Regions from separate parts of the Homo sapiens genome. Here region 1 is linked to region 2. A link is a loop called in an ENCODE intact Hi-C map of the cell type or tissue named here. Cell type or tissue: K562. All regions are shown on one strand. Each heading gives the region's core, and the rest is flanking DNA. Links, peaks and the distances in the headings are about the cores only. Region 1 holds the start of SPATA31J1 (SPATA31 subfamily J member 1). Region 2 holds the start of LOC128966623 (a long non-coding RNA gene).

The links. A loop is a pair of places that touch in the nucleus more often than their neighbours do. Peaks named below come from ENCODE experiments on the same cell type or tissue, not always from the same donor. Only the 100,000 strongest peaks of a DNase experiment are listed, where the experiment ranks them.
Region 1: a loop joins it to region 2, with 23 times the contacts of the local background. A loop is called at or near these places in 2 of 110 quality-filtered maps.

Annotation. Positions count from the first base shown.
Region 1 is chr5:179,638,009-179,653,914 of GRCh38, forward strand. SPATA31J1 (SPATA31 subfamily J member 1) reads right to left here and starts at 7,038. Exons shown (of 6, transcript NR_131066.1): 1 at 6,791-7,038; 2 at 6,021-6,078; 3 at 5,422-5,482; 4 at 4,861-5,202; 5 at 4,318-4,432; 6 at 3,536-3,870. LOC128966623 (a long non-coding RNA gene) reads left to right here. Exons shown (of 5, transcript NR_185480.1): 5 at 13,981-15,233. It overlaps LOC100502572 (chromosome 5 open reading frame 60-like), which reads left to right and starts at 13,275. Exons shown (of 4, transcript NR_171894.1): 1 at 13,275-13,344; 2 at 13,565-13,906; 3 at 14,286-14,449; 4 at 14,897-15,225. In K562, for the core only: no CTCF peak of the experiment used is centred there; no DNase peak of the experiment used is centred there; H3K27me3 peaks cover 1,376 bases.
Region 2 is chr5:179,511,185-179,527,090 of GRCh38, forward strand. LOC128966623 (a long non-coding RNA gene) reads left to right here and starts at 11,273. Exons shown (of 5, transcript NR_185480.1): 1 at 11,273-11,520; 2 at 12,233-12,290; 3 at 12,836-12,896; 4 at 13,116-13,531. LOC100289470 (chromosome 5 open reading frame 60-like) reads left to right here and starts at 11,312. Exons shown (of 4, transcript NR_171571.1): 1 at 11,312-11,520; 2 at 12,233-12,290; 3 at 12,836-12,896; 4 at 13,116-13,990. It also overlaps the pseudogene LOC100128622. RefSeq lists enhancers at 2,940-3,787, 7,145-7,920. In K562, for the core only: a CTCF peak has its summit at 8,431 (motif pointing right); no DNase peak of the experiment used is centred there; H3K27me3 peaks cover 917 bases.

The sequences.
Region 1 (15,906 bases), core at 3,449-11,448, 130 kb after region 2:
GAGAAAATAGAGGAAGTGTTCAGTTCCTTATGTGAGGCCAGCTTAACCTAAGACAAAAACCTGACAAAAGCATTACAAAAAGAAAATTCCAGGCCGGGCACGGTGGCTCACGCCTGTAATTCCAGCACTTTGGGAGGCCGAGGTAGGTGGATTACGAGGTCAGGAGTTCAAGATCAAGCTGGCCAAGACAGTGAAACACTGTCTCTACTAAAAATACAAAAAAAAAAAAAAAATAGCCAGGCATGGTGGCGGGCGCCTGTAATCTCAGCTACTCAGGAGGCTGAGGCAGAGATTTGCTTGAACCCGCGAGGCAGAGTTTGCAGTGAGCCGAGATCTCGCCACTGCACTCCAGACTGGGCGACAGAGCGAAACTCCGTCTCAAAAACAAAAAACAAAAATTTTTTAAAGATAAAAATAATTAACCAGGTGTGGTGGTGCGTGTCTGTAGTCCCAGCTACAGTCTCCAGCTGAGCCAGTAGAATTGCTTGAGCCTAGGAGTTTGAATTGCAGTGAGCTATGATCGTGCTACTGCACTCAGCCTGGGCAACAGAATGAGACCCCATCCTTAAAATAAAATTTAAAAAAAAGGATATGAATTGGATTGTGTCACTTGAGGCTTCAGTGTTTGCTCTCCAAGTAGAATCGGCTCCCTCCCTGTCCAGCTTGGGGGCTGCCGCTCCAGGCCCTTGGCCTCTTAGCCTCAAAGCCTGCTTCCCTCTGCCTGACCAGGCCACGCATCACTTTCTCAGCAACTCTCCCCAACTCCCAAATAGCTCCCAATTAGGGGCTCTCATTATAGTGCATAGCACTTGCTGAAACTTGTAGCTGTGGACTGGATTGTAAAGTTACTCATTTTTCTTCATCTCCCTGCTAGATTCTAAGCTTCTCCAGGAAAGGGATCTTTTCTCCTCCGGTCATCCTAGGGCAAGGCAAATGGAATGTACTTGAACATTCACTGACTGGATGGACAAATGCATGAAATGAAGACACAAATGCGGAGCTAGTAAGCAATGGGCCAAGCATCCTTCCAAATGGAGAATGAAATTATGAAGACTTGGGCCAGGCGTGGTGGCTCACACCTGTAATCCCAGCACTTTGGGAGGCCAAGGCGGGCAGATCACGAGGTCAGGAGTTCGAAACCAGCCTGGCCAACATGGTGGAACCCTGTCTCTACTAAAAATACAAAAATTAGCCGGGCGTGGTGGGGCAGTAATCCCAGTTACTCGGGAAGCTGAGGTGGGAGAATCACTTGAACCTGAGAGGCGGAGGCTGCAGTGAGCCAAGATGGCGCCACTGCACTCCAACCTGGGTGACACAGCAAGACTCTGTCTCAAAAAAAAAAAAAAAAAAGGCCTGGTGCGGTGGCTCATGCCTGTAACCAGGCCGAGGCAGGGAGATCACCTGAGGTCAGGAGTTGGAGACCAGCCTGACTAACATGGAGAAACCTTGTCTCTACTGAAAAATACAAAATTAACAGAGCGTGGTGGCAGCGCCTGCTCATAATCCTTGGCATGCTGAGGCAGGAGAATCGCGTGAACCAAAGAGGTGGAGGTTCCGGTGAGCCAAGATCACGCCATTGCACTCCAGCCTGGGCAACAAGAGGAAAACTCCATCAAAAAAAAAAAAAGAAAGAAAGAAAGGAAGGAAGATTGATTATGAAGGCTCAAAAATGTAAGGAGCGGCCGGGCATGGTGGCTCACGCCTGTGTTCCCAGCACTCTGGGAGGCCGAGGTGGATGGATCATGAGGTCAGGAGATCAAGACCATCCTGGCTAACCCGGTGAAACCCCGTCTCTACTAAAAATTCAAAAAAAAATTTAGCCAGGCGTGGTGGCGGGCGCCTATAGTCCCAGCTACTCGAGAGGCTGAATTGGGAGAATGGCGTCAACCCGGGAGGCAGAGGTTGCAGTGAGCAGAGCTCCTGCCACTGTATTCCAGCCTGTGTGACAGAGTGAGACTCTGTCTCAAAAAAAAAAAAAAAAAAAAAAAAAATGTAAGGAGCAACCCACAGCATGAGGGAAAATATTTGCCAACAACAAATCAAACAACTCAATTCAAAAATGCATGAAGGGGACTGGTGCAGTGACGCATGCCTGTAATCCCAGCACTTTGGGAGTCTGAGGTGGGTGGATCACGAGGTCAGGAGTTTGAGACCAGCCTGACCAACATTGTGAAACCCCATCTCTACTAAAAATGCAAAAATTAGCTGGGCGTGGTGGCGTGCGCCTGTAATCCCAGCTACTCAGGAGGCTGAGGCAGGAGAATCGCTTGAACCTGGGAGGCAGAAGTTGCAGTGAGCCGAGATCGCGCCACTGCACTCCAGCCTGCGTGACAGAGCGAGACTCCGTCTAAAATAAATAAATAAATGAAAAAAATGCATGAAGGGGCCAGACCCGGTGGCTGAGGCAGGTGGATCACTTGAGGCCAAGAGTTCGAGACCAGCCTGGGCAACACAGCAAACCCCATCTCTACAGAAAATACAAAAATTCGTCAGGCATGGTGGTGTGTGTCTGTGGTCCCAGCTACTGGGGAGGTTGAGGCAGAAGGACTGCTTGAGGCTGAGAGGCAAAAAAAAAAAAAAAAAATAGCCAGTGGTTCATGCCTGTAATCCCAGCACTTTGAGAGGCTGACGCCAGCAGATCAGTTGAGGCCAGGAGTTCGAGACCAGCCTAGGCAGTGGTGGCCAGCACCTATAATCCCAGTTACCCGGGAACCTGAGGCAGGAGAATCGCTTGAACCTGGGAGGTGGAGGTTGCAGTGAGCCAACATCGCGCCACTGTACTCCAGCTTGGGCAATAAAGTGAGACTCTGTCTCAAACAAACAAACAAAAAGGCCGAGCGGGGTGGCTCACACCTGTAATCCCAGCACTTTGGGAGGCTGAGGCGGGCGGATCACGAGGTCAAGAGATGGAGACCATCCTGGTCAACATGGTGAAACCTTGTCTCTACTAAAAATACAAAAATTAGCCAGGCGTGGTGGCGGGCGCCTGTAGTCCCAGCTGCTCAGGAGGCTGAGGCAGGAGAATGGCTTGAATCCAGGAGGTGGAGATTGCAGTGAGTTGCGATCTCGCCACTGCACTCCAGTTTGGGTAACAGAGCAAGACTCCGTCTCAAAAAAATAAAACAAAACAAAACAAAACTGAGTAGTTCAACAGCTTAAGCCATGTTGGCTGAACATTAAGACTTTGTCAAATCCTAAGGAACAAAATAATATTAAAATTAGGAAGAATTATTTTGCCATAGGATAAAATAGAAATACTGCCATACATTTGACTTACTTGTTTAAAAACCAGACCTCACAAACCTGACCCAAGTTATGTGCAAAATAATGTGCCAGTTGCACAGCCCCTGGAGGCCAGTGTGAGCCCACATGCCTCTGCTGGTTTATTTCTAGAATCCACTCGCTGTGGGTCTTGATCGTGTTTCCAAAACAAGGAAGTCACCCATCTCTAGTTCAGGCCTTGTTACCAATGAAATTTTAAAATATGACATTGATACCATTTGACTGGACAATAACTAAAATTGGACAAAGAAGATATTTTCCTCTCATTGGAGGTTGCAGCATTTTATTCAGGTTTACAATTTATGATTCATCCAGCCGTGGTGGCTCAAGCCTATAATCCCAGCACTTTGAGAGGCTGAGGTGGGCAGATATCTCAAGGTCAGGAGTTCAAGACAAGCCTGGCTAACATGGTGACACCTTCTCTCGACTAAAATTACAAAAATTAGCTGGGTGCGGTGGCACAAGCCTGTAATCCCAGTTACTCGGGAGGCTGAGGCAGGAGAATGGCTTGAATCCGGGAGGCGGAGGTTGTGGTGAGCCAAGATGGTGCCACTGCACTCCAGCCTGAGCAACAGAGTGAGACTCCATCTAAAAAAAAAAAAAAAAATTGTGATTGTGTAAACTGTGACTCAGGGAACTGCAGAGAACAGAAGTTTGCAGGTCTACACGTGGAATCTGCAGTTCTGTTAGGAGAGACTGGCATTGCAAAAGAGCAGCAATTCCTGAGCATCTTCCCCAGCAGAGAGCCCATTCTGGGGGCAATGTTGACAATGACCCAGAGTCTCTGGGTTCTCCAGTGGGGGGCACAGCTGATGTTATCCCTCCTGTGCTGGCAGTTTTCTAAGTGAGTTCAGATCCTCTAGGAAGGAAGATCTGTGTGTGCAGCGCTGTGGAAGAGGTCTCTGTGGGCGCCAAGCCTCCCAAGGAGATTTACGGGCTCCAGGGACTGGAGGTTTGGACCCCATCTCCGTCTCTCCCAATCCATTAGAACATGCATTTCCAGCATCTGTGGGGTGCGCAGATGAGGGGACGCACCTCCAAGTTGTCCTCAGGAGATTCCCAATTGTTCGTGGATGTCGGATATTCGGTGTCCATGGGAGTGTCTGGGATTTTGGTGTCTTATGCGTCCAGCAGCGTTGGCACATCCAGGCTGAGGAAAGCGGGACCCCTGCCTCCACCTGCCTGCATGTGGGGTCTCCCTAGAAGGAAGCCTTTGGTAGGTGGGTGGGAAGATTAGGGTGCTTGAATGGGAACTGTGAGGAGGTGCAGTGGCACCAGGCTCTAGCAGCCTCCTGCCTCCAGGAGAGGCCCAGGTTGGGATCACTGCAGCGACCAACGCCTCGGATCACTCGAGGGCTAGAAGGCACCCACCAGGTGTGTGGACAGGAGCGCTCAGGGGCCTTGCACATTGGGCATATTATGGTGTCAGTTTCGGAATCAGCCTGCATGGAGTCGGACCAGGACACCCAGCCAGGATTCCGTCGTCGGGGAAGGGAACGCCCACGTGGCTTGTGTGAAGGGTGCTTCAGGGGACGCAAAGGCTCTGGTGGCTGGGAGGAGCTCAGGGATGACAGATACCCCAAGGATTCTGTGGAGCTGGTCGGGTTTGGTGATAGGGTGCTCGCAGGTGGCTGGTGTGAAGGGTGCTTCAGGGGACACAGAGGCTCTCGTGGCTTGGAGGAGCTCAGGGATGATGGAGACCCCAAGGACTCTACGGAGGTCTTCGGGACTGATGACGGCATGGAGGCCAGAGGAGCCAGGGGAGCCCGTGGGGACACATGGAAGCTGGTGGGAGAAGCTTTCCCACGCCCCCCACGTGGCCGGTGGTTCCTAGCAGGTGCTGGTTTGTACACTGGCCCTGGGCGGACTTGGCGTGGAAGGTGATGGGAGCTGCCCTCCCTAGAGAGCTTCTTCAGGCACCTGCAGGAGACAGGAGGCACAGGCTGCAGCCGGGAGCACTGGGCACCTGTGGACCTCCAGGGCCCCCCTGCTGACTTCACAAAGCTCTGCCTACCCCTGCCCAGGGCTTTAGTGACATCATGGCTGTGATCTCCCCTCCCAGATCAGCCCCAGGCCCTGGGGTGGCATCCTAGGCCCTGGTAGGAAGAAGGACATGGGAGGGAAGGGGAAGAGCCTCACTTTTTCGACAGGAAAGTGTAGATCTCAAGGTTCTCCAGTTCTTTCAAGAGAATTCTGTAATCTGGAAAGCAGGAGATGGGTTATGGTGGCGAGGGAGGGAACTGGGACTTACAGGAGGCCGATTGCGTGTGCCCTTAGGGGAGACCCCGGGATTGGGGATTAGACCCTGGAGCCCCAGCATCCCTGTCCAAGGCCACAGGGCCCCAGGAGTGATAGCCAGGTGCCCGGTGGGCAGCACTTTGTCCTCTCCAAAGTGCTTCCCGACACGCTCCATCATGGGGGTCACGACAACCTCCTGGGGAGAGAGGACAGAGGCAGTCTCAAAGAGGACTCAGCCATGTTAAACAGCTGCCCACATGGACCTGCATCCCCTCCTGCACGTCCAGGTGGTCACTGGTCCCCTCCTGGGCAACACCCGCTCCCTGGACCCCATGGCTTCAACTCAGCAGGGAATCGGAGATGGATCCCGGGTTCCAATTGCCCTACCAGGAGCTTCCCCATCAGGCCTCTGCAGATGACTTCCTAGGAGACTTGGTGCTTGTTCCTAGGGACAGGTGAAGCTGTCATCTCTGGGGCTTCTGGGACCCTCAGAGCCTTACCTTTCAAAGTGATATATTTATTTCCGATCCTGAGCCATTCCCCCACTTCAGCTTGATCCTGAGAGACAAGAAAGAGGGTGCAGGCCGGGTCTCAGTCTCCTGTCCCCACAGCTGCAGACCCAGTGCTCGTGAATGACACACTTTCTCCGCCCAGCTCATGGAGCCTGTGTGCTTCTCTTTCACTGGTTTCTAAAGTGCGTAATAACCTTTTTCTGGTTTCCTTCTCTGGAAAGCATGGAGGGGTTTTCTATGTGAGGCCTGCCCTGGGTATCCTCAGTCCCTGTTCCGCTGCTTGGGAAACGCACACTCTTGGGTCTGCAGGTGCCTCTGAGCTGGCAGGGAGGATTCTGCTTCCGAGGAGGCCAGGGGCGACTCCAGTCTCAGGTGGGAGGCTCTCAGGGGCTCAGCACAGCCCCCAGAGCACCTCACACAGAGGCTGGGCCCCGAGGCACCTGCCCAGGAAGGCGGCTGATGAGCCCGGGCTCAGGGCCTGTCCTTCCACAGAGACCTCACCCCTCTCATGACCGGGTCCTCGCCGCTGAGTCCTGGGGTTTGGTTTTGCTCTGACGCCTCCCGTGCACCTCCACAGATGGTCTGGGAGCTTGGGTTGGAAATCCTATGCCCACTCCAACCCCTGCCTGCCCTGCTGTCCCTAGAGGGATGATGAGAGTTCCCATCACAGGAGCGCCTCTGGCTGATGTGGAAAAGTGGAAAAGAGAGCAGGAAAAATAGAAGCATTCTCTGCTGGGTGTGGGCTGAGGGCTCCTTACATTCTCGCTGTCCTCCTCTCTGGGAGGCACTGAGGACGGCTCCCTGGGAATGTAGAGGCGTAAGATAATCAGGATCACCAGGCTGAACACAACAAAGAGGACGAAATGGATGATCTGGGGAATGGGGCTGGGGCACAGCTCTGTACCAATAACACTGTCCAGAGGAAAGAGAATATCCATGTCAACTGCACTGCTGTCCTCAGGCAACTGAGCCCTGGGCATCCCCTCTGGGACAAGTTATTGGGGCCCAGGTCCACATCACAGAGCTGGGGCCTCCCCCTCACAAAGGGCTCCTAAGGGTGGGGTGGGCAGTGGGAGGAGGAGGCTAAAGCCCAGCCCCGCCCACCACCACCCACCCCTGCAGTTCCCTCCACCCTCCTGGCCTTCCGGATCCCTCCTTCCCACTCCACCTGCTCAACCTGTCAGAAACAGACCTGGTCCGTTTTCCGTCCTCTTGCCCTGGCACACAGATGGTACCTGGTTCATTGGAGATCTCTGCTCAGACTCCCTCAGTTTCACAGTTTTTGAGGATCTGGATTTGTCCCTGAAATTCCTGTTATTTCCAGGGATTATTGCTCCAGGGTCTCCTCTGCCTGCTCACTGCAACCTCCGCCTCTTGGGTTCAAGCAATTCTTTGCCTCAGCCTCCTGAGTAGCTGGGATTACAGGTGCCTGCCACGACGCCTGGCTTATTTTTTTAATTTTTAGTAGAGACAGGGTTTCACTATCTTGGCCAGGCTGATCTCAAACTCCTGACCTCGTGATCGGCCCGTCTCGGCCTCCCAAAGTGCTGGGATTACAGGCGTGAACCACCGCACACAGCCTCAAAAAAGTTTTTTTAGGGCTTTGGCTAAGTACATGAAGATAAGTGATGCCCAATTCAGGTTTTGCCAAATAACACAACTCTTTTCAGAAACTACAAATTCCACTGGCTCTGGCAGAATGAATATCAACCTAGGTCAATTCTCCATAACAAGAACCCATAAATTTGCCGGCCGGGCGCGGTGGCTCACGAGGTCAGGAGATCAAGACCATCCTAGCTAACACGGTGAAACCCCCTCTCTACTAAAAATACAAAAAATTAGCGTGGTGGCGGGTGCCTGAAGTCGGAGCTACTCGGGAGGCTGAGGCAGGAGAATGGCATGAACCCGGGAGGCAGAGGTTGCAGTGAGCTGAGATCACGCCACCGCACTCCAGCCTGGGCGACAGAGTGAGACTCCATCTTGAAAAAAAAAACAGAACCCACAAATTTGCCAGCCCACTTCACGTCTCGACTATTAGATAACAGCAGGCAAGATGCATGTTCCTGATGGGCACCAGTTGCTTACATGGTGATTCTTGCAAGATGCATGTTCCTGATGGGCACCAGTTGCTTACATGGGGATTCTTGCAAGATGCATGTTCCTGATGGGCACCAGTTGCTTACATGGGGATTCTTGCAAGATGCATGTTCCTGATGGGCACCAGTTGCTTACATGGTGATTCTTGCAAGATGCATGTTCCTGATGGGCACCAGTTGCTTACATGGTGATTCTTGCAAGATGCATGTTCCTGATGGGCACCAGTTGCTTACATGGTGATTCTTGCAAGATGCATGTTCCTGATGGGCACCAGTTGCTTACATGGTGATTCTTGCAAGATGCATGTTCCTGATGGGCACCAGTTGCTTACATGGTGATTCTTGCAAGATGCATGTTCCTGATGGGCACCAGTTGCTTACATGGTGATTCTTGCAAGATGCATGTTCCTGATGGGCACCAGTTGCTTACATGGTGATTCTTGCAAGATGCATGTTCCTGATGGGCACCAGTTGCTTACATGGTGATTCTTGCAAGATGCATGTTCCTGATGGGCACCAGTTGCTTACATGGTGATTCTTGCAAGATGCATGTTCCTGATGGGCACCAGTTGCTTACATGGTGATTCTTGCAAGATGCATGTTCCTGATGGGCACCAGTTGCTTACATGGTGATTCTTCTTTGAGTTATTGGTGTTTTCTCCCTTTCTTCCCTCCCTCCCTCCGTCCCTTTCCTCCTCTCCCCTCCACCTAATAGAGGGTCCACGTCTCCACAGGGTCACCTCTGTCTCCAGCATTAGAAAAGGAAGTCAGAGCTGGTCACGGTGACTCACACCTGTAATCCCAGCACTTCGGGAGGCTAAGGTGGGAGGATCACGAGGTCAGGAGATTGAGACCATCCTGGCTAACACAGTGAAACCCCGTCTCTACTAAAAATACAAAAAATTAGCCGGGTGTGGTGGCGGGCGCCTGTAGTCCCAGCTACTCGGGAGGCTGAGGTGGGAGAATGGGGTGAATCCGGGAGGCGGAGCTTACAGTGAGCCGAGATCACACCACTGCACTCCAGCCTGGGCGACAGAGCAAGACTCCGTCTCAAAATAAATAAATAAATAAATAAATAAAAAATAAAAGGAAGTCAGAAAGCTAAGCAAGGCCTGGATCAGGAGACCTATTTATTCTAATGATGAGAAAGCACCGCAGGGCTCTGGGAAGGGAAGTGGCATGGTCTGATTTACCTATTTTAAAAAATCCATGTAAAGATTATGTGGGGGAGTGGGGGCAAGAGTAGAAGCAGAGATGCCCTGTAGGAAGCAGGTACAAGAATCCAGACAGGAAGGTTGCGGGTTGCTTGGACTAGGGTGGAAATACTGCAGACAGGTTCGGGGTCTATTTTGAAGATAAAGCCAGCTGGTCTTGCTCATGTGGGCACTGAGAGAACCTGGGGCCAGGGAACTAGGTAAATTGCGGGGTGGGTGGGGAAGGGAGGGAAGGATGCTACTTTGACTGAGATGGAAAACACTGGGGGAGCAGTTGGGTTTGAGTTGTGTGGGGGCTTCAGAAATCTTTTGACCTTAAACGTAAGATGGTGTCAGACATACCAGTGGCACTAGAAGCTGTGGAAGCACAGGAACAATCTAGAAATTGGCCGAGAGCTTTGGCTGGATATTTTAAATGTGGGAATCATCAGTTTATAGGTGTCACTGGTGTAAAACCATGGACCAAGGGCCGGGCGTGGTGGCTCAGGCCTGTAATCCCAGCACTTTGGGAGGCTAAGGCGGGCAGATCACTTGAAGTCAGGAGTTTGAGACCAGCCTGGCCAACGTGGTGAAACCCTGTCTCTTCTAAAAATGCAAAAGTTAGCCGAGTGTGGTGGCACACATCTATAGTCCCAGCTACTCAGGAGGCTGAGGCAGGAGAATCACTTGAACCCGGGAGGCGGAGGTTGCAGGGCACCGAGATCATACCCTACATGATCCCAGCACTTTGGGAGGCCGAGGCGGCTGGATCACGAGGTCAGGAGATCGAGACCATCCTGGCTAACACGGTGAAACCCCACCTCTACTAAAAATACAAAAAATTAGCCGGGCATGGTGGCGGGTGCCTGTAGTCCCAGCGCCTGGGCAACAGAGACTCCATCTCAAAAAAAAAAAAAGTGACTAGAAACTCAAAAAGTGTGGAGAGCGGGAGCAGGGGAAGGGCTGAAAAACTGCCTGTTGGGCACTGTCTTCACTATCTGAGTGACAGGTTCACTAGAAGCCCAAACCTCAGCACCACACGGTTTATCCATGTAACAAACCTGCGCATGCACCCACTGAATCTCAAATGTTTTAAAAAGCGATAAGCCATGTTAATAGCAGGTACCCTTGGTGTGATGTGATGTGATGAGAATGACATTTCCCCCACGGGCTTCCTCCCCATGACACAGGGGCCACCCCAGCCATGTTTACAGCCCTGGCCCCAGACAGTATTGAGCCCCTGAGCCCCCACCACTTGTGTGTACAGCTCCGGTTCCCCTGCCCCACCTCATCCAGCCGGCTCTACCTTATTTTGACGTCATAGCTGAGCACGTGCTGGGAGATGGCCGTGGTACAGCCTGTAAGTAGGGCTGTAAATAGTCACAATGGGCCTGTAAATAGTCCAGCCCCATTACCACGTTCTGGTCCAGACAGCGGGCTGCAGGTGAGTTGTTTCTAGAACCAGAGCTTATATGAAGAGAAAAATAGAAGGGACAGAACAGTGTGTTCCCAGATCACACCTGCAGCTCCTACAGGCTGGGGTGGGGGTCTGGGGCCCGGCTCTGCTGGCTCAGTCATTTTGCTTCTCCTCAAGTTCCCTCTGTGGAACTGGGCGCCGTTTCCACCAAACCGTCTGCTCTCCAGTCCCACAGGGGCTGCTGTCAGTCACCCTACGGCCTCTCTGCCTAGGCTTTGAAACTGATTCATTGTTCTTTTGCTGTATTTTTCTTTGTAGGTTTCAGAATTCTCTGTTTATTTATGATAATTTGGGAAGGATCCTGGGAGAGTGAAAATAAATGAAGTGCGCAATCTGCCAAGTTTCACTGGAGGCTCCACTGATCCTTCCACCATGCTCAAATGCCTGCAGGAAATCTGGGGAATCATCTTTCCTACCCTAAGACCCTGGGACTGAGCACTGGCCCTGAGGCCCCTGACAGGCATAAACTAATCAGCAAATGTGCAGGAAAAATGCGGAGCTGCAAGACCAAAGTCAGATTCCCACTCTCCCTAAAGGCCTGGATTCCCCTGGAAACCCACATCCCCACTTCCTGGAAGGAGCTATGAGGACCCAGGGGAGTGGCTCTGGGCATCAACTGGTCCAGGCAGGAGGTGGTTCCCCATGTCCCATCTTTCCAGCGCCCAAGGGAGCCTCTCAGGGGAGTCTCATCACCCCCCGCCCCACCATCACAGAGCAGCCTGCTCCTGGCCTGTATCCAAACACCCCTGGGGGCGGCTGCCCTGGGCGTGCTCCCCTTTCCCTGATGGCCGCTAGAACTCCGTGAGGAGAGGCTCGCCAGGGTCACCCAGACAGTCCCTGATCCCACATTGTCCCGACACATGAGGCTTCACCCCGGAGGAAATAGGAAAAGGGAGTGAATCCTGTGGGCTCCCCTCACAAAAGGAAAGCTACGTGCTGTCACTTGGGCGCAAGGCGGGCTATGAGGCTGGAGAAAAGCTCCCAGGGACGACGCCTCCGGGAGCTTTTTTCTTTTTCTTTTTTTTTTTTTTTTTAATTGATCATTCTTGGGTGTTTCTGGCAGAGGGGGATTTGGCAGGGTCATAGGACAATAGTGGAGGGAAGGTCAGCAGATAAACATGTGAACAAGCGTCTCTGGTTTTCCTAGGCAGAGGACCCTGCGGCCTTCCGCAGTGTTTGTGTCCCTGGGTACTTGAGATTAGGGAGTGGTGATGACTCTTAAGGAGCATGCTGCCTTCAAGCATCTGTTTAACAAAGCACATCTTGCACCGCCCTTAATCCATTTAACCCTGAGTGGACACAGCACATGTTTCAGAGAGCACGGGGTTGGGGGTAAGGTCATAGATCAACAGGATCCCAAGGCAGAAGAATTTTTCTTAGTACAGAACAAAATGAAGTCTCCCATGTCTACTTCTTTCCACACAGACACAGCAACAATCCGATCGCTCTATCTTTTCCCCACCTTTCCCCCCTTTCTATTCCACAAAACCGCCATCGTCATCATGGCCCGTTCTCAATGAGCTGTTGGGTACACCTCCCAGATGGGGTGGTGGCCGGGCAGAGGGGCTCCTCACCTCCCAGACGGGGCTGCCGGGCAGAGGCGCCCCCCACCTCCCTCCTGGACGGGGCGGCTGCCGGGCGGAGGCTGACCCCCCACCTCCCTCCCGGACGGGGTGGCTGCCGGGCGGAGGGGCTCCTCACTTCCCAGACGATAGGCGGCCAGGCAGAGACGCTCCTCACTTCCCAGACGGGGTGGCGGCCGGGCAGAGGCTGCAATCTCGGCACTTTGGGAGGCCAAGGCAGGCGGCTGGGAGGTGGAGGTTGTAGCTAGCCGAGATCACGCCACTGCACTCCAGCCTGGGCAAGATTGAGCACTGAGTGAGCGAGACTCCGTCTGCAATCCCGGCACCTCGGGAGGCCCTCTTTTTTTTTTTTGAGATGGAGTCGCTCTGTTGCCCAGGCTGGAGTGCAGTGGCGCAATCTCAGCTCACTGCAACCTCCACCTCCCGGGTTCAAGCAATTCTCCTGCATCAGCCTCTGGAGTAGCTGGGAATATAAGTGCCCGCCACCACGCCCGGCTAATTTTTTGTATTTTTAGTAGAGATGGGGTTTCACAATGTTGGCCAGGCTGCCTTTAAATTCCTGACCTCAGATGATCCGCCTGCCCTGGCCTCCCAAAGTGCTGGAATTACAGGCATAAGCCACCACATCTGGCCGCCTCCTGAAGTCTTTGCTGCACAGGGCTCCATCCTTTTGTGGGGCCAGGAGGGTGGGATTCTGCCCTCATCTGCTGGCCAGTGCTCCCACCTCATTTTACCAGGGGACAGCCCGGCCAGGAGAGGTTGGCGTGGGATGCACCCACCACTCGGGGGCCTGTGGGAGGTAGTCACCCCCTCCTGGCCAGACTGAGCGTCTTTGCTTTGCAGTCCACTTATTCAAGTGTTAATCCCTCCCTCACCACCATAACCCATCTCCTGCTTTCCAGCTTGCAGAAGTCTCTTGAAAGAACTAGAGAACACTAAGGACCACACTCTCCTGCTGGAAAAGTGAGGCTCTTTCCTCTTCCCTCCCGTGTCCTCCTTCCTACCAGGACCTAGGATGCCACCCCAGGGCCTAGGGCTGATCTGGGAGGGGAGATCACAGCCGTGATGTCACTAAAGCCCTGGGCAGGGGTAGGCAGAGCTTTGTGAAGTCAGCAGGGGGGCCCTGGAGGTCCACAGGTGCCCAGTGCTCCCGGCTGCAGCCTGTGCCTCCTGTCTCCTGCAGGCGCCTGAAGAAGCTCTCTAGGGAGGGCAGCTCCCATCACCTTCCACGCCAAGTCCGCCCAGGGCCAGTGTACAAACCAGCACCTGCTAGGAACCACCGGCCACGTGGGGGGCGTGGGAAAGCTTCTCCCACCAGCTTCCATGTGTCCCCACGGGCTCCCCTGGCTCCTCTGGCCTCCATGCCGTCATCAGTCCCGAAGACCTCCATAGAGTCCCTTGGGTCTCCATCATCCCTGAGCTCCTCCCAGGCATCAGAGCCTCTGTGTCCCCTGAAGCACCCTTCACACCGGCCACCTGCGAGCACCCTATCACCAAACCTGACCAGCTCCACAGAATCCTTGGGGTATCTGTCATCCCTCAGCTCCTCTCAGCCACCAGAGCCTTTGCGTCCCCTGGAATGTCCTTCACACAAGCCATGTGGGCGTTCCCTTCCCCGACGACGGAATCCTGGCTGGGTGTCCTGGTCCGACTCCATGCAGGCTGATTCCGAAACTGACGCCATAATATGCCCAATGTGCAAGGCCCCTGAGCGCTCCTGTCCACACACCTGGTGGGTGCCTTCTAGCCCTCGAGTGATCCGAGGCGTTGGTCGCTGCAGTGATCCCAACCTGGGCCTCTCCTGGAGGCAGGAGGCTGCTAGAGCCTGGTGCCACTGCACCTCCTCACAGTACCCATTCAAGCACCCTAATCTTCCCACCCACCTACCAAAGGCTTCTTTCTAGGGAGACCCCACATGCAGGCAGGCGGAGGCAGGGGTCCCGCTTTCCTCAGCCTGGATGTGCCAACGCTGCTGGACGCACAAGACACCAAAATCCCAGACACTCCCATGGACACCGAATATCCGACATCCACGAACAATTGGGAATCTCCTGAGGACAACTTGGAGGCGCGTCCCCTCATCTGGGCACCCCACAGATGCTGGAAATGCGTGTTCTAATGGATTGGGAGAGAAGGAGATGGGGTCCAAACCTCCAGTCCCTGGAGCCCGTAAATCTCCTTGGGAGGCTTGGCGCCCACAGAGACCTCTTCCACAGCGCTGCACACACAGATCTTCCTTCCTAGAGGATCTGAACTCACTTAGAAAACTGCCAGCACAGGAGGGATAACATCAGCTGTGCACCCCACTGGAGAACCCAGAGACTCTGGGTCATTGTCAACATTGCCCCCAGAATGGGCTCTCTGCTGGGGAAGATGCTCAGGAATTGCTGCTCTTTTGCAATGCCAGTCTCTCCTAACAGAACTGCAGATTCCACGTGTAGACCTGCAAACTTCTGTTCTCTGCAGTTCCCTGAGTCACAGTTTACACAATCACAATTTTTTTTTTTTTTTTTAGATGGAGTCTCACTCTGTTGCTCAGGCTGGAGTGCAGTGGCACCATCTTGGCTCACCACAACCTCCGCCTCCCGGATTCAAGCCATTCTCCTGCCTCAGCCTCCCGAGTAACTGGGATTACAGGCTTGTGCCACCGCACCCAGCTAATTTTTGTAATTTTAGTCGAGAGAAGGTGTCACCATGTTGGCCAGGCTTGTCTTGAACTCCTGACCTTGAGATATCTGCCCACCTCAGCCTCTCAAAGTGCTGGGATTATAGGCTTGAGCCACCACGGCTGGATGAATCACAAATTGTAAACCTGAATAAAATGCTGCAACCTCCAATGAGAGGAAAATATCTTCTTTGTTCAATTTTAGTTATTGTCTAGTCAAATGGTATCAATGTCATAGTTTAAAATTTCATTGGCAACAAGGCCTGAAATAGAGATGGGTGACTTCCCTATTTTGGAAACATGATCAAGACCCACAGCGAGTGGACTCTAGAAATAAACCAGCAGAGGCATGTGGGCTCACACTGGCCTCCAGGGGCTGTGCAACTGGCACATTATTTTGCACATAACTTGGGTCAGGTTTGTGAGGTCTGGTTTTTAAATGAAGCAACAACCATATAAAGATTTTCAAACAAATGAGTCAAATGTATGGCAGTATTTCTATTTTATCCTATGGCAAAATAATTCTTCCTAATTTTAATATTATTTTGTTCCTTAGGATTTGACAGTCTTAATGTTCAGCCAACATGGCTTAAGCTGATAAACTACTTAGAAGGATTCTTTTTTTTTGAGATGGGCTCTTGCTCTGTCACCCAAACTGGAGTGCAGTGGCGCGATCTCGACTCACTGCAACCTCCGCCTCCCGGGTTCAAGTGATTCTTCTGCCTCAGTCTCCCAAGTAACTGGGACTACAGGTGTGTGCCACCACGCCCGACTAATTTTTGTATTTTTAGTAGAGACAAGGTTTCACCATGTTGACCAGGATAGTCTCAATCTCTTGACCTCGTGATCTGCCTGCATCC
Region 2 (15,906 bases), core at 3,515-11,514:
CTCAGCCTCCTGAGTAGCTTGGACTACAGGCTCCCACCACCACGCCCAGCTAATTTTTTTGTATTTTTAGTAGAGACAGGGTTTCACCGTGCTGGCCAGGCTGGTTTCAAACTCCTGACCTCAGGTGATCTGCCTGCCTCGGCCCCCCAAAGTGTTGGGATTACAGGCATAAGCCACCGCGCCTGGCCATTTTTTTTTGTATTTTTAGTAGAGATGGAGTTTCACCATGTAGGTCAGACTGGTCTCGAACTCCTGACCTCATGATCCGCCTGCCTCAGCCTCCCAAAGTGCTGAGATTACAGGCGTGAGCCACCGCACCCGGCTGAGTTGCTCCCACCTTTTATCTATTGTGAATAACACAGCTATCGACAGGGATGGGCAAGTGTCTCTTTATTTCCTTGCTTTCAATTTTTGGGGGATATATACCCAGAAGTGGAATTGCTGGAGCGTCCCTAGGTGTAATTTCCGAGGAACTGCCTTACTGTTTTCTAGAGGGGCGGCACTATTTTACATTCCCACCAGCAGTGCACAAGGGTTCCAGTCTCTCCACATCCTTACCAACATTCGTTATATTCTGGGTTTTCTTTGATACTAGTCAATGTAGTAGGAGTGAAAAGGAATCTCGTTGTCATTTCCATCTCCCTAATGATTAGTGATGCTGAGTATGGAGAAATGTCCATTCGAGTCCTTTGCTCTTTTTTTTTTTTTTTTTTTTTTTTGAGAGGGAGTCTCGCTCTGTCACCCAGGCTGGAGTGCAGTGGCGCGATCTTGGCTCACTGCAAGCTCCGCGTCCCGGGTTCACACCATTCTCCTGCCTCAGCCTCTTGAGTAGCTCGTACTACAGGCGCCCGCCACCACGCCTGGCTAATTTTTTGTATTTTTAGTAGAAAAGGGGTTTCACCGTGTTAGCCAGGATGGTTTCCATCTCTTGCCCTTGTGATCCGCCCGCCTTGGCCTCCCAAAGTGCTGGGATTACAGGTGTGAGCCACCGCGCCCAGCCTTTTTTTTTTTTTTTTTTTTTTTTTTTAAGACAGAGTCTCACTCTGTCACCCAGGCTGGAGTGCAGTGGCGTGATCTCGGCTCACTGAAACTTCCACCTCCTAGGTTTAAGCGAGTCTCCTGCTTCAGCCTCCCAAATAGCTGAGATTACAGGCATGTGCCACCACACCCGGCTAATTTTTGTAGTTTTAGTAGAGACGGGTTTCACCATGTTGGCCAGGCTGGTCTCGAACTCCTGACTTCAGGTGATCTGCCCGCCTCGGCCTCTCAAAGTGCGAGGATTACAGGCGTGAGCCACCGCGCCCAGCCTTGCTCATTTCTGAATTTGATTGTTAGGTTTTTGTTATTGAGTGTGTTTTTTTAATTGAGTGTAATATTCATACAGAGAAGCCACCAATCCCCAGAGGGCAGCTTGGTAAATTATCGTAGAGTGAATACGTCTGGGACACCAGCCCTCAGATCAAGAAATAGAATATTACCAGAGCCACCCTCCCCCAGAGCACTAAGATAATCGCTATCCTGACTTCTCACCAGATGTTTCTTTGGCCTGTTTTAGGGCTTCGCAGAAACAGAATCGTGCCGTACGCATTCATTTGTGTCTGGCTGCTTCTGCTCAACAGTATGTTGCTGAGATTCACCAACTGTGCATGGTGGCTGTGAATCCATTTTCAGTGCTGTAAGAATTTTACTCTATAAATATACTGAGAGGTACTTATCCACTCTCCTGTTGGAATTTGGGGCTATTGTGAAGGGTGCTGGTATAAACATCCTAGTGCACGTCGCACGTCATTTGGTGAACACGTGCACAGTGCACAGTTCTTTTGGGTCTATGCGTAAGAGTGGAATGTGGGGATCACATGTGTGGTCTCCTTTAGTAGGTATTACCCAAGGGTTTTCCAAAGTAGTTGTGCTATTTTACATTCCCAATAGTATATGAAGTTTCAGTTACTCCACATTCTTGCCCAAACTTGGTATCAACAGTGTTTTTAATTTTAGCAATTCTGGTAGGTGTAATATTGGTTTCTCACTGTGGTTTAAATTTGATGGCTTATGAGGCTGAGCATGTTTTAAATGCTTTTTGGCCATTTGGATGTTCATTTGCTCTTTCCTCTCCCTTCCCCCCTCCTCCCTCCCCCCTCCCTCCCTTTCTTCCTTCCCTTTTTTGTCCCTCTTCATTTCTTTCACCCATTGTCCTATTGGTCTGCCAGCTTTTTTCTTAATTTTTTAAAAAACTTTATTTAAGTACTGGGATACATGTACAGAACGTGCAGGTTTGTTACACAGGTAAACATGTGCCATGGTGGTTTGCTGCACTTATCCACCCGTCACCTAGGTATTAAGTCCCGCATGCATTTTTCTTATTAACTTACAGGAATTCTCTTTATACTCTACATGTGATTTATCTTTTCACCCTCCTCCATTCCCCACCTCTTTTTTTAAGAGACAGAGTCTCACTCTGTCACCCAGGCTGCAGTGCAGTGGCACAATCATGGCTCACTGCAGCCTCAGCCTCCCAGGCTCAAGTGTTCCTCCTGCCTCAGCCTCCCAAGTATCTGGGACCACAGGCATGCACCACCACGCCCAGCCAATTTTTCATTTTTCGTAGAGACGAGGTCTTGCTAAGCTGCTCAGGCTGTTCTCTAACTCCTGACCTCAAGTGATCCTCCCGCCTTGGCCTCCCAAAGTGCTGGGATACAGCGTGAGCCACCACACCCGGCCCCATCTTTTTACTCTCTTATTGATGAAAAAATTCTTAATTTTACTATCATCCAATGTATCTGTAGGGGTGGGTTGCCCCTACACACCTGTGGGTGTTTCACGTAAGGTGGGACGAGAGATTTGGAAAAGAAAAAGACACAGAGACAAAGTATAGAGAAAGAAATAAGGGGACCCGGGGAACCAGCGTTCAGCATATGGAGGATCCCGCCAGCCTCTGAGTTCCCTTAGCATTTATTCATCATTTGTGGGTGTTTCTCGAAGAGGGGGATGTGTCAGGGTCACAAGACAATTGTGGGGAGAGGGTCAGCAGACAAACACATGAACAAAGGTCTTTGCATCATAGACAATGTAAAGGATTAAGTGCTGTGCTTTTAGATATGCATACACATAAACATCTCAATGCTTTACAAAGCAGTATTGCTGCCCGCAGGTCCCACCTCCAGCCCTAAGGCGGTTTTTCCCTATCTCAGTAGATGGAGCATACAATCGGGTTTTATACCGAGACATTCCATTGCCCAGGGACAGGCAGGAGACAGATGCCTTCCTCTTGTCTCAACTGCAAGAGGCATGCCTTCCTCTTATACTAATCCTCCTCAGCACAGACCCTTTACGGGTGTCGGGCTGGGGGACGGTCAGGTCTTTCCCTTCCCACGAGGCCATATTTCAGACTATCACATGGGGAGAAACCTTGGACAATACCTGGCTTTCCTAGGCAGAGGTCCCTGCGGGCTTCCGCAGTGTTTGTGTCCCTGGGTACTTGAGATTAGGGAGTGGTGATGACTCTTAAGGAGCATGCTGCCTTCAAGCATCTGTTTAACAAAGCACATCTTGCACCGCCCTTAATCCATTTAACTCTGAGTTGACACAGCACACGTTTCAGAGAGCACGGGATTGGGGGTAAGGTTATAGATTAACAGCATCCCAAGGCAGAAGAATTTTTCTTAGTACAGAACAAAATGGAGTCTCCCATGTCTACTTCTTTCTACACAGACACAGTAACAATCTGATCTCTCTTGCTTTTCCCCACATTTATCAATCATTTTCTTTGGGGATAGTGTTTTGTCTTATTGAAGAAATTTTTACCTGCCTCCTAAGGAGCCTTAAAAATCTCCATATGCCCACAAAGCCCCACTGTTCTAACGTCTATTTTGTGCTAGAAAATAAACGAGGCACTGTCCCAGAGGCTATGCCTATCTTGTGGGAAAACTGTCTTCATCATCATTTGCTAAGCTGGGAGATGATCGGGATGAGGACAATCTCCATGGCTCCCGGCATCTGATCCCTTCCTGCATTAGAGAGAGTGGGCCTGATGCCATCGTGGGCCCAGCCCCACCTGCACCCCACGGGGAAAGGGCAAGAGGAATGGAGAAGGTGTGGTGTCCTTGGGCAGAGCCAGCCCAGAGATGTGGTTCTGCAAACAGAATGAGGGTACAGATGAGTCTGCCTGCATCGCCACGGGGCTCCGGGGGCTGCAGGAGGTGGGAGAGAAGCAGGTAGAGGAGGGATCCAGCAGGAAGAAGAGCAGAGCATTCTCCCTGGAAAGGGAGAAAGAAGGACGCACCTTTCATTTAACAGCTCAGTGTTCCAGTGACCGGAGGTGAGGTCGCAGCTGCTGGTCCCACAGAGCCTGTCTCTGGCGTTAGTTGTTTAGATGTCAGAATTGGTGAAAAGTTTGAGATTGTACCAGCTGGTCCGGGAAAGGTGATGGGGGAGCTATAAAGCTTGCGGCAGGGCAGTCAGGGATGACCGGTGCACAGGGGCTCCAGGGCACATGAGCCACACGGTGCTTAGGGCCAGGCCTCCCAGGAGTGACCCAGACCAGCCTTTTCTTTCTCATCCTCTCACTCTCTGAATTCAAAAGCTTGAACATGCCACGAAATGTCCACCCAATAAAAAGAAAGTATTTGCCTACTGGGCTCAGACATGGTATTAAGGAAATTGCAAATCTACTGACTGTGACAGAAAGCAAATCAGTGGCTGCTTGGGATGGGGGGGGGTGGGAGGGGCTGTAGGGAGGGATTCCAAAGAATCATGAGGAAGCTTTGGGAGTCGTGATGCTCCTGGTCATGGTTTTGCGGGTGCGTACGTGTGTTAACATTGATCAAAAAAATTTGTTTTTTTTGAGATGGAGTTTCGCTCTTGTTGCCCAGGCTGGAGTGCAGTGGCACGATCTCGGCTCACTGCAACCTCCACCTCCTGGGTTCAAGTGATTCTCCCGCCTCAGCCTCCAGAGTAGCTGGGATTACAGGTGCCCGCCACCATGCCTGGCTAATTTTTTGTAGTTTTAGTAGAGATGCGGTTTCACTGTGTTGGTCAGGCTGGTCTCGAACTCCTGACCTCAGGTGATTCACCCACCTCGGCCTCCCAAAGTGCTGGGATTACGGCGTGAGCCACCATGCCTGGCTTGTTCTCTTGTATGTCAGTTACCCCTCCATGAGGCTGCTAAACATCTTCCCAGCACACACACGCACAGACACACACCTGCATGCCCTCACGCAGTTTGCAAGGCAGTGGTTCAAGTTACACTTTAATCCCTCAAGCGTGCTCATCTCACTCTCTGAACCTGCCCTCTTGCAGGGTCCATGGTTCTTCCAAGTGTCCTGGTCACAAGGCAGCTGGATCGACACTCAGAGATATAGAGCAGAGCAGAGTGTGGTCCCTGAATCTATCTCGCCCCCACAATCTTTACACACAGAGACCTTCCCAGGAGCTGTGACTTGAACTTCACAATCTGCAGGGTCCACCCATGAGCCGTGTCCTCCTCACAGGCAATTGGATCCCCTCCTCTCTCCACCTGTGTGGGAAGATTGGAAACAAAAAATAGAGAACGTGGGAGGTAAAACACTAAGGGGATGGGCCACAGCTGAGCATCCCCAGGACAGAGGGAAACACTGAGGGGGTGGATGGGCCACACCTGAGCATCCTCAGGACGGAGGGAAACACTGAGGGGGTGGATGGGCCACACCTGAGCATCCTCAGGACCGAGGGAAACACTGAGGGGGTGGATGGGCCACACCTGAGCATCCTCAGGACCGAGGGAAACACTGAGGGGGTGGATGGGCCACACCTGAGCATCCTCAGGACAGAGGGAAACACTGAGGGGGTGGATGGGCCACACCTGAGCATCCTCAGGACAGAGGGAAACACTGAGGGGGTGGATGGGCCACACCTGAGCATCCTCAGGACAGAGGGAAACACTGAGGGGGTGGATGGGCCACACCTGAGCATCCTCAGGACCGAGGGAAACACTGAGGGGGTGGATGGGCCACACCTGAGCATCCTCAGGACCGAGGGAAACACTGAGGGGGTGGATGGGCCACACCTGAGCATCCTCAGGACAGAGGGAAACACTGAGGGGGTGGATGGGCCACACCTGAGCATCCTCAGGACCGAGGGAAACACTGAGGGGGTGGATGGGCCACACCTGAGTGACCTCAGGACCGAGGAAAACACTGAGGGGGTGGATGGGCCACACCTGAAGGCCCCCGGACAGAGTGAAGGACAGCTGTTGTTGGGATGATAATTCCACATCTTTGGAGAACAAGAATTCCAGGTGGTTTTCTTCTCTCCAAACAGCATGGTTATGAACTAGCTCTCACTCCAGGAGGCTTTAAGGCTCCATATAATATCTGTGGTAATAAAGAAAAACAGGCCAGGTGCCACGGCTCACACCTGTAGTACCAGCACTTCGGGAGGCCAAGGTGGAAGGACCACTGAGGCCAGGAGTCTGAGACCAGCCTGGGCAACGTAACAAGAGCCCATCTCTATAAATAATTTCAAAAACGTAAAAAGAAAAGAAAAACAAATAGTGGTAACTGTCACAACTAACATATAGTTACAAACAAAAATTTACACCAAGGTGAAAAAAATCAACTTTTTTTTTTTTTTTTTTTTTTTTACCAAAACGATGCCTCAGTCTAGGAAGAGGTGCTTCCTCTCTGGAAGCAGCTGAACACCTGAGCTGCTGTCCACAGGCGGACGGACTCTCCAGGAGCCCCCAGTGGGCCTCGGCTCCTCCACGTCAGCTCCTCTCTTGTCCCTCTGCTGGTCCACGGGGGCCGCTGCAGCTGGCCAGGTCTCCTGGGAGTCAGAGGGGGCCATGGGTTCCACCCCAGGGCCCACCTCATCAGCACAGTGCTCTCACCATCTGAGCACCAGCCCAGAGGAAAAGGAGAAAGAATGGGTGATGCTGATCCCCCAAGCAAAATGGAAACCCCTCCACCTCCCACCCTCAAAAGCACCCAACAACGGGCCCTGGGCACTGAGGGCCTCACGGGCAGCTGTTTGCATCACAGTGAAATCTACAAAGTTCCCATGGCACGTGAGTGGACGCTTCCTCCACACGGGAATGTCCGGCTGCCCCAAGGAAGGCTGCAATAATGTTGAGATCTTTGAATAGGAGCAAGGGATCAAGGCCGATGGCCTCTCTGAGGGCCTCAGTTTCCATCCATGTGGGCAAGCTCCCCTTTGGGAATCTGGGTTATGGTTCCCGAGATGGGGACAAGAGGCATCCGCTGACGGCTATATTTACAAAAATCCATCAAGTCGACACGCTTGTGAGAGTCAAAGCAGTACAGTAACTCACTGGAAAAGTGAAAAATTCTCACCTTCACACCCACAGAGATAACGGGGGCGGCGTGGGGGCAAGCCGAACGCATGCGTGTGCTCTGTGCACTCACCGCCGCCCTCTCCGCGGCTGTCTGGCTCCTGATTTGCATAGTGAGAGGCAGACACCAGGCTTGAATCAGGAGGGGCAGCGCCTTGTCCCAGTGAGTTTGGGTCTTGAGACAGTGAGTAGCAAGGGTGTAGAAAGGAAGGGATTTATCGACAAAGTTATCTGACTTTGATTCTTGAGCTCAATAGGGAGAGTTTGAATAAAAAGGAACACCGATACTAACACACGTTAAATAGACGAACTGCTTCTAATATTTGATAGGCAATAAATGTCGCATTTGTTTATACTTCCTAAGCAAAGTCAAGTCTCGTTCTCAGTTGCTCATTTTCAGAGAGTGAGAAAGTCCAAGATCTCATGGGCCCCTCCCCTTCCTCGGGTTATGGACACCAGGGCCCTGGGGACTGCAAGCTGGGGAGGTCTCCCGGGAGTCAGAGGGGGACATGGAGGAGAGCGGAGGAGAGAGTGCTGTTCTAGGGTGTCATTAGGTGGCTGTCAGATCCCTGCTCCTACATTCAGTAGGGAGTGACCTTCGGAAAATTATGTAGCCTCCCTAAGTCTCAGTTTTCTCACCTGAAAAATGGAGCTGATGGTAATAATCCTCATCCAGGAGAACAGCATGTGTTGACCATCCTCGTGGCATTCTTTTTAAGAGCTGCACGGCACTCCATTGTATGGGCATTAAATCATTTATTTATTGTGTGCAATCTCGGCTCACTGCAACCTCTGCCTCCCAGGTTCAAGCGATTCTCCAGCCTCAGCCCCCTGAGTAGCTGGGATGACAGGTGACCACCACCATGCCTGGCTAAATTTTGTATTTTTAGTAGAGATGGGGTTTCACCATGTTGGCCAGGCTGGTCTTGAACTCCTGACTTCTGGTGATCTGCCCACCTCAGTCTCCCAAAGTGCTTGGATTACAGGCCTGAGCCACCACTCCCGGCCCATAGACCTAAATATAAAACACATTTGTTGAACACCATGAAACCAGCAGCTTTGCTGTCACCACCAGAGGGACTCACATGATTTGGAGAATTTTCAAATAGGGATATTGATGCAAACAAACAGGAAGGACCAGTAGCTCTGCTCTTCTCCTCAGAGACCAGAACCTGCCCAAACCACCCAGCATCACTGACAGATGACGGTTCCTGAGCTCATGCGAAGAGAAGACACAGCGAGGGGAGATGCCTGTGGAAAGCAGATGGCCTGAGCTGTGTGTGCACGCCCTAGTCCACGGGTAGATCCATCAGCAACAGTGGAAGCCTCACCGACTCAAGGTGTTCGTGTACAAATTCAGACAACTGTTGGCAGAATACCAAGCACGCAGATAAAGGAGCGGTTCCTGGGAAGCCATGCATAAGAAACAAACAAAAAATGAGCAGAGACGGCTCCGGATACACGCTGCTCACAGAATTTACAAATTTAGTACAGGCTGGTTACAAACAAACGAACAAACAGTAACAACTCTCAGCGGAAAAGATTCAGAATCCAGAGTTGAAGAGTCTATAACCTAAAGTATCCAGTGTTCAATGATAAGTTACAAGACAAAAAGAAACAGGCAAGTGTGGGGGAAAACTGTCTTTGTGTCCCCAGATGTCACACTTAGCAAACAAAGACTTCAAAGCAGTTACTTATGTTAAAAGAACTTAAAAAGGGCCAGGCACGGTGGCTCAATCCTGTAATCCCAGCACTTTGGGAGGCCGAGGCGAGCAAATCACCTGAGGTTACAGGTGCATGCCTGTAATCCCAGCTACTTAGGAGACTGAGGCAGGAGAATCGCTTGAACCTGGGAGGCAGAGGTTGCAGTGAGCCGAGATCACGCCATTGCACTCCAGCCTGGGCAACAAGAGCGAAACTCTGTCTCAAACAAAAAAGAAAAAGAAAAATGACTTATGAAACGTCAAGCACAACATATGTAGAATGAGAGTCTCAGAAAGAAAGAAAAGGGGAAAGAAAGAATTATTTATAGAAATAATGGCTGAAAACTTACCAAATTTGATATAAAACATTAATCTATAGAATCAATGTTTACTTTCAGTAAAATAAATACCAATATATCCACTCCTACACACCTTGTGTCAAGCTACGAAAACACAAAGAGCAAATATTGAAAACAGTAAGACAAAAACTTCTCCTCATGTACAAGAGCACCACGATAAAATTAGCCACTGATTTCTGATCAGAAACAATGGTGAGACCATGAACGGCAGCTCACGCCTGTAATCCCAGCACTTTGAGAGGCCAAGGCAGGTGGAATACCTGAGGTCAGGAGTTCGAGACCAGCTTGGCCAACATGGTGAAACCCCATCTCTACTAAAAATACAAAAATTAGACCAGGCGCGGTGGCTCCCGCCTGTAATCCCAGAGCTTTGGGAGGCCGAGGTGGGTAGATCACGAGGTCAGGAGATCAAGACCATCCTGGCTAACACAGTGAAATGCCATCTCTACTAAAAATACAAAAGATTAGCCAGGCGTGGTCGCAGGCGCCTGTAGTCCCACCTACTTGGGAGGCTGAGGCAGGAGAATGGCATGAACCCGGGAGGTGGAGGTTGCAGTGAGCCAAGATCTCGCCACTGCACTCCAGCCTGGGCGACGGAGTGAGACTCCATCTCAAAAAAAGAGAAAAAAAAAGAAAAAATTAGCTAGGCATGTTGGTGCACACCTGTAATCCCAGCTACTTGAAGGCTAAGGCCAGAGAATCGCTTGAACCTGGGAGGCAGAGTTTGCAGTGGGCTGAGATCACACCACTGCACTCCAGCCTGGGCAACAAACAGAGGGAGATTCTGTCTCAAAAAGAAAGAAAGAGAGAGAGAGAGAGAGAAATAGAAAGAAAGAAAGAAAGAAAGAAAGAAAGAAAGAAAGAAAGAGAGAGAGAGAGAGAGAGAGAGAGAGAGAAAGAAAGAAAGAAAGAAAGAAAGAAAGAAAGAAAGAAAGAAAGAAAAAGAATGAATGAATGAATGATGGGAAGGCAATGGGATGGCATAGTCAAAGAATGAAAGAAAAAAAATTGTCAACTAAAAATGCCATGTCCAGCAAATCTATCTTTTAAAAATAAAGATATTCCCAGATAAAGACAGAAAATTTGCTGCCAGCCATCCTACCTCATAAGAAACACTAAAAGAAAGCTTCTGAACTGAAAGAAAGGCTTGATTCTTCTATTTGAAAATACTGAATTGATTTGTCACAGGGTATGTGTGTATATGTGTGTGTGTGTATGTGTGTGTGTGTATGCCAAATATTCCAAAATTTCTCATGCACTTTAACTTTTATTGATTTTAGAAGCAAAAATATTGCAAATATATAAAAATATTCTTTGAAGGTTTAGTTCAATTTTATACTTTTTTAGTCCTATGAATTTTAATAATAAAGAATTGATTTAATTTTTGATTAAGTCTAGCTGAAGACAGTAAAGATTAATTGAAGCAAAAATTATAAAAATTTATTCAAAACTCACAATGATAAACAAGTATAAAAATGTAAGCTCTATGTCTGAGTTGAAGCAAGGCAAGAACATATTGTGTGGGGAGGTTAGAATTGCAGGCAGAGGAGACCCTGGAGCAATAATCCCTGGAAATAACAGGAATTTCGGGGACAAATCCAGATCCTCAAAAACTGTGAAACTGAGGGAGTCTGAGCAGAGTTCTCCAATGAACCAGGTATCATCTGTGTGCCAGGGTGAGAGGACGGAAAACGGGCCAGGTCTGTCTCTGACAGGTTGAGAAGGTGGAGTGGGAAGGAGGGATCCGGAAGGCCAGGAGGGTGGAGGGAACTGCAGGGGTGGGTGGTGGTGGGCGGGGCTGGGCTTTAGCCTCCTCCTCCCACTGCCCACCCCACCCTTAGGAGCCCTTTGTGAGGGGGAGGCCCCAGCTCTGTGATGTGGACCTGGGCCCCAGTAACTTGTCCCAGAGGGGATGCCCAGGGCTCAGCTGCCTGAGGACAGCAGTGCAGTTGACATGGATATTCTCTTTCCTCTGCACAGTGTTATTGAGACAGAGCTGTGCCCCAGCCCCATTCCCCAGATCATCCATTTCGTCCTCTTCATTGTGTTCAGCCTGGTGATCCTGATCATCTTATGCCCCTACATTCCCAGGGAGCCATCCTCAGTGCCTCCCAGAGAGGAGGACAGCGAGAATGTAAGGAGCCCTCAGCCCACACCCAGCAGAGAATGCTTCTATTTTTCCTGCTCTCTTTTCCACTTTTCCACATCAACCAGAGGCGCTCCTGTGATGGGAACTCTCATCATCCCTCTAGGGACAGCAGGGCAGGCAGGGGTTGGAGTGGGCATAGGATTTCCAACCCAAGCCCCCAGACCATCTGTGGAGGTGCACGGGAGGCGTCAGAGCAAAACCAAACCCCAGGACTCAGCGGCGAGGACCCGGTCATGAGAGGGGTGAGGTCTCTGTGGAAGGACAGGCCCTGAGCCCGGGCTCATCAGCCGCCTTCCTGGGCAGGTGCCTCGGGGCCCAGCCTCTGTGTGAGGTGCTCTGGGGGCTGTGCTGAGCCCCTGAGAGCCTCCCACCTGAGACTGGAGTCGCCCCTGGCCTCCTCGGAAGCAGAATCCTCCCTGCCAGCTCAGAGGCACCTGCAGACCCAAGAGTGTGTGTTTCCCAAGCAGCGGAACAGGGACTGAGGATACCCAGGGCAGGCCTCACATAGAAAACCCCTCCATGCTTTCCAGAGAAGGAAACCAGAAAAAGGTTATTACGCACTTTAGAAACCAGTGAAAGAGAAGCACACAGGCTCCATGAGCTGGGCGGAGAAAGTGTGTCATTCACGAGCACTGGGTCTGCAGCTGTGGGGACAGGAGACTGAGACCCGGCCTGCACCCTCTTTCTTGTCTCTCAGGATCAAGCTGAAGTGGGGGAATGGCTCAGGATCGGAAATAAATATATCACTTTGAAAGGTAAGGCTCTGAGGGTCCCAGAAGCCCCCAGAGGTGACAGCTTCACCTGATCCTAGGAACATGCTGCTTGTCTCCAAGGAATTCATTTTCAGAGGCCTGAAGGGAACCTCCTAGGAGAGAAATTGGAACCCGGGATCCCTCTCCATGGGATGAAGCCATGGGGTCCAGGAAGCAGGTGTTGCCCAGGAGGGGACCGTGTGGGGGAGGGGACCAGTGACCACCTGGACATGCAGGAGGGGCTGCAGGTCCATGTGGGCAGCTGTTTAACATGGCTGAGCCCTCTCTGAGGCCACCCTGTCCTCTCTCCCCAGGAGGTGGTCGTGACCCCCATGATGGGGAGTGTCAGGAGGCACTCTATAAATGAGAAAACGCTGCCCACCGGGCATCTGGCTATCACTCCTGGGGCCCTGTGGCCTTGGACAGGGATGCTGGGGCTCCAGGGTCTAATCCCCGATCCCGGGGTCTCCCCTAAGGGCACACGCACTCGGCCTCCTGTAAGTCCCAGTTCCCTCCCTCGCCACCATAACCCATCTCCTGCTTTCCAGACTGCAGAATTCTCTTGAAAGAATTGGAGAACCTTGAGGTCTACACTTTCCTGCTGGAAAAGTGAGGCTCTTCCCCTTCTCTCCCATGTCCTCCTTCCTACCAGGACCTAGGATGCCACCCCAGGGCCTGGGGCTGATCTGGGAGGGGAGATCACGGCCGTTATGTCACTAAAGCCCTGGGCAGGGGTAGGCAGAGCTTTGTGAAGTCAGCAGGGGGGCCCTGGAGGTCCACAGGTGCCCAGTGCTCCCGGCTGCAGCCTGTGCCTCCTGTCTCCTGCAGGCGCCTGAAGAAGCTCTCTAGGGAGGGCAGCTCCCATCACCTTCCACGCCAAGTCCGCCCAGGGCCAGTGTACAAACCAGCACCTGCTAGGAACCACCGGCCACGTGGGGGGCGTGGGAAAGCTTCTCCCACCAGCTTCCATGTGTCCCCACGGGCTCCCCCGGCTCCTCTGGCCTCCATGCCGTCATCAGTCCCGAAGACCTCCATAGAGTCCCTTGGGTCTCCATCATCCCTGAGCTCCTCCCAGGCATCAGAGCCTCTGTGTCCCCTGAAGCACCCTTCACACCGGCCACCTGCGAGCACCCTATCACCAAACCCGACCAGCTCCACAGAATCCTTGGGGTATCTGTCATCCCTCAGCTCCTCCCAGCCACCAGAGCCTTTGCGTCCCCTGAAGCACCCTTCACACAAGCCACATGGGCGTTCCCCTCCCCGACGACGGAATCCTGGCTGGGTGTCCTGGTCCGACTCCATGCAGGCTGATTCCGAAACTGACGCCATAATATGCCCAATGTGCAAGGCCCCTGAGCGCTCCTGTCCACACACCTGGTGGGTGCCTTCTAGCCCTCGAGTGATCCGAGGCGTTGGTCGCTGCAGTGATCCCAACCTGGGCCTCTCCTGGAGGCAGGAGGCTGCTAGAGCCTGGTGCCACTGCACCTCCTCACAGTACCCATTCGAGCACCCTAATCTTCCCACCCACCTACCAAAGGCTTCCTTCTAGGGAGACCCCACATGCAGGCAGATGGAGGCAGGGCTCACACTGGCCTCCAGGGCTGTGCAACTGGCATATTATTTTGCACATAACTTGGCTCAGGTTTGTGAGGTCTGATTTTTAAAATGAAGCAACAATCACATAAAGATTTTCAAACAAATAAGTCAAATGTATGGCAGTATTTCTATTTTATCCTATGGCAAAATAATTCTTCCTAATTTTAATATTATTTTGTTCCTTAAAATTTAATACCTTCAAATGATATTACCTATGTTTCCAGGATTTGACAAAGTCTTAATGTTCAGCCAACATGGCTTAAGCTGATGAACTACTTAAAAGGATTCTTTTCTTTTTTTTTTTTTTTTTTTGAGACAGAGTCTCGCTCTGTCACCCAGGCCGGAGTGCAGTGGTGTGATCTCGGCTCACTGCAACCTCCACCTCCTGGGTTCAAGCGATTCTCCTGCCTCAGCCTCCCGAGTAGCTGGGATTACAGACATGCACCACCACAGCTGGCTAATTTTTGTATTTTTAGTAGAGACGGGGTTTCACCATGTTGGCCAGGCTGGTCTCGAACTCCTGGCCTCAGGTGATCCACTCCCCTTGGTCTCCCAAACTGCTGGGATTAGAGGCGTGAGCCACCAAGTCCAGCCGGAGGATTCATTGTTTAAATAATTCTAAGAAATGCACATTTTCCAAGACTCAGGAGGTCAGGCTTCATTTTATATTCAGTAAAGGGTTTAAAAAGGATGTGATGCTCCAAATAAACTGAAATCTTACACAGCTTCTCACGGAATGTGTGCCTGAGACAGACGCACAGCCATCCCAACTACTGGGAAGAGGCGTCTTATCATCCGAATTGAAGAAAGTGTCCATTTAGTCAACATGTGTATTAGAATAATGAAAGGCCTCACTACTTATATGCCCAGCACTTTCTAAAGGGTGCACTTTGGTTAGACTGTGTATTTCTTACTGCTCATAAGTAACACATTGTCGTTGGCTTGTTAAAGTCTGCTTTAATATCATCTGTCAAGTATGTGTCACTGGTGAAGTCTCTCAGATTATCCCTCAGGGTGAAAGCATCACACTCCTTTCTTCAAAAGGAGCAAAGTCGACACGAGGGCCCTTGCAGCCAATTTGTTCCAACAAGAACTTCCCTCCTATTCCTTATAATTACAAATTTATACCTATTATATTTTCTATTTTACTCCCTTCAATGTCATTGAATCTCAAAATGATGAAACACGGTCATGAGTGTCCTCTAGTACACCACTGGCTTGTATTCTTTTTATAGTGTGCCAGATGTTTAATCATCAGAAAAACGGACCAATTAGGAAAGATTTCCATATAGAAAATACATTACAGAGTACTGCACCCTTTTTAAACTGACTTTTTATACAGGTTTAAACTAAATGATCATGTCTTTTGACTTAAAGTTGTTTGGGGTAGCCACAATGTCTGAAAACAGACTACTGTCCATAATAAATAGTTTATTGTTATGACATGTTTAATGTGCTGCCCCTCACTAGGAATTCTTAGTTCAACAGGTTGTGCAAAACCGCAATGCATGGTGTGCCTTAAAGCAACGTTCCCATCATCTGCTGCACCTGCGTCCACCATACATTGCTGCAGATGATTTATGTGTCCAACTTCCCGGGTGTAAACTTATGCCTTTACCCCAGAAGAATAAGTGGGTTCAATCTATTAGAAAAATACTGTCAATATTTCCAGACTTCTTTATTTTTGGAGACAGGGTCTCACACCCAGGCTGGAGTGCAGTGGCACATCACGGCTCATTGTAGCCTTGAACTCCTGGGCTCAAACGATCCTCCTGCGTCAGTCTCCCGAGTAGCTGGGACCAACAGGTATGTGCCACCATGCCTGGCTAATTGCTTTTTTTTTTTTTTTTTTTTTTTTTTTTGGTGGAGATTGTGTTGCCTAGGCTGGTCTTGAACTCCTGGCCTCAAGTGATCCTCCCACCTCAGCCTCCCAGAGTGTGGGATTACAGGCATGAGCCACCATGTCTGGCCTTGGTTTTGAAATAGATATTTATTTAAAATAGGTTTCACACTGATTTCAATA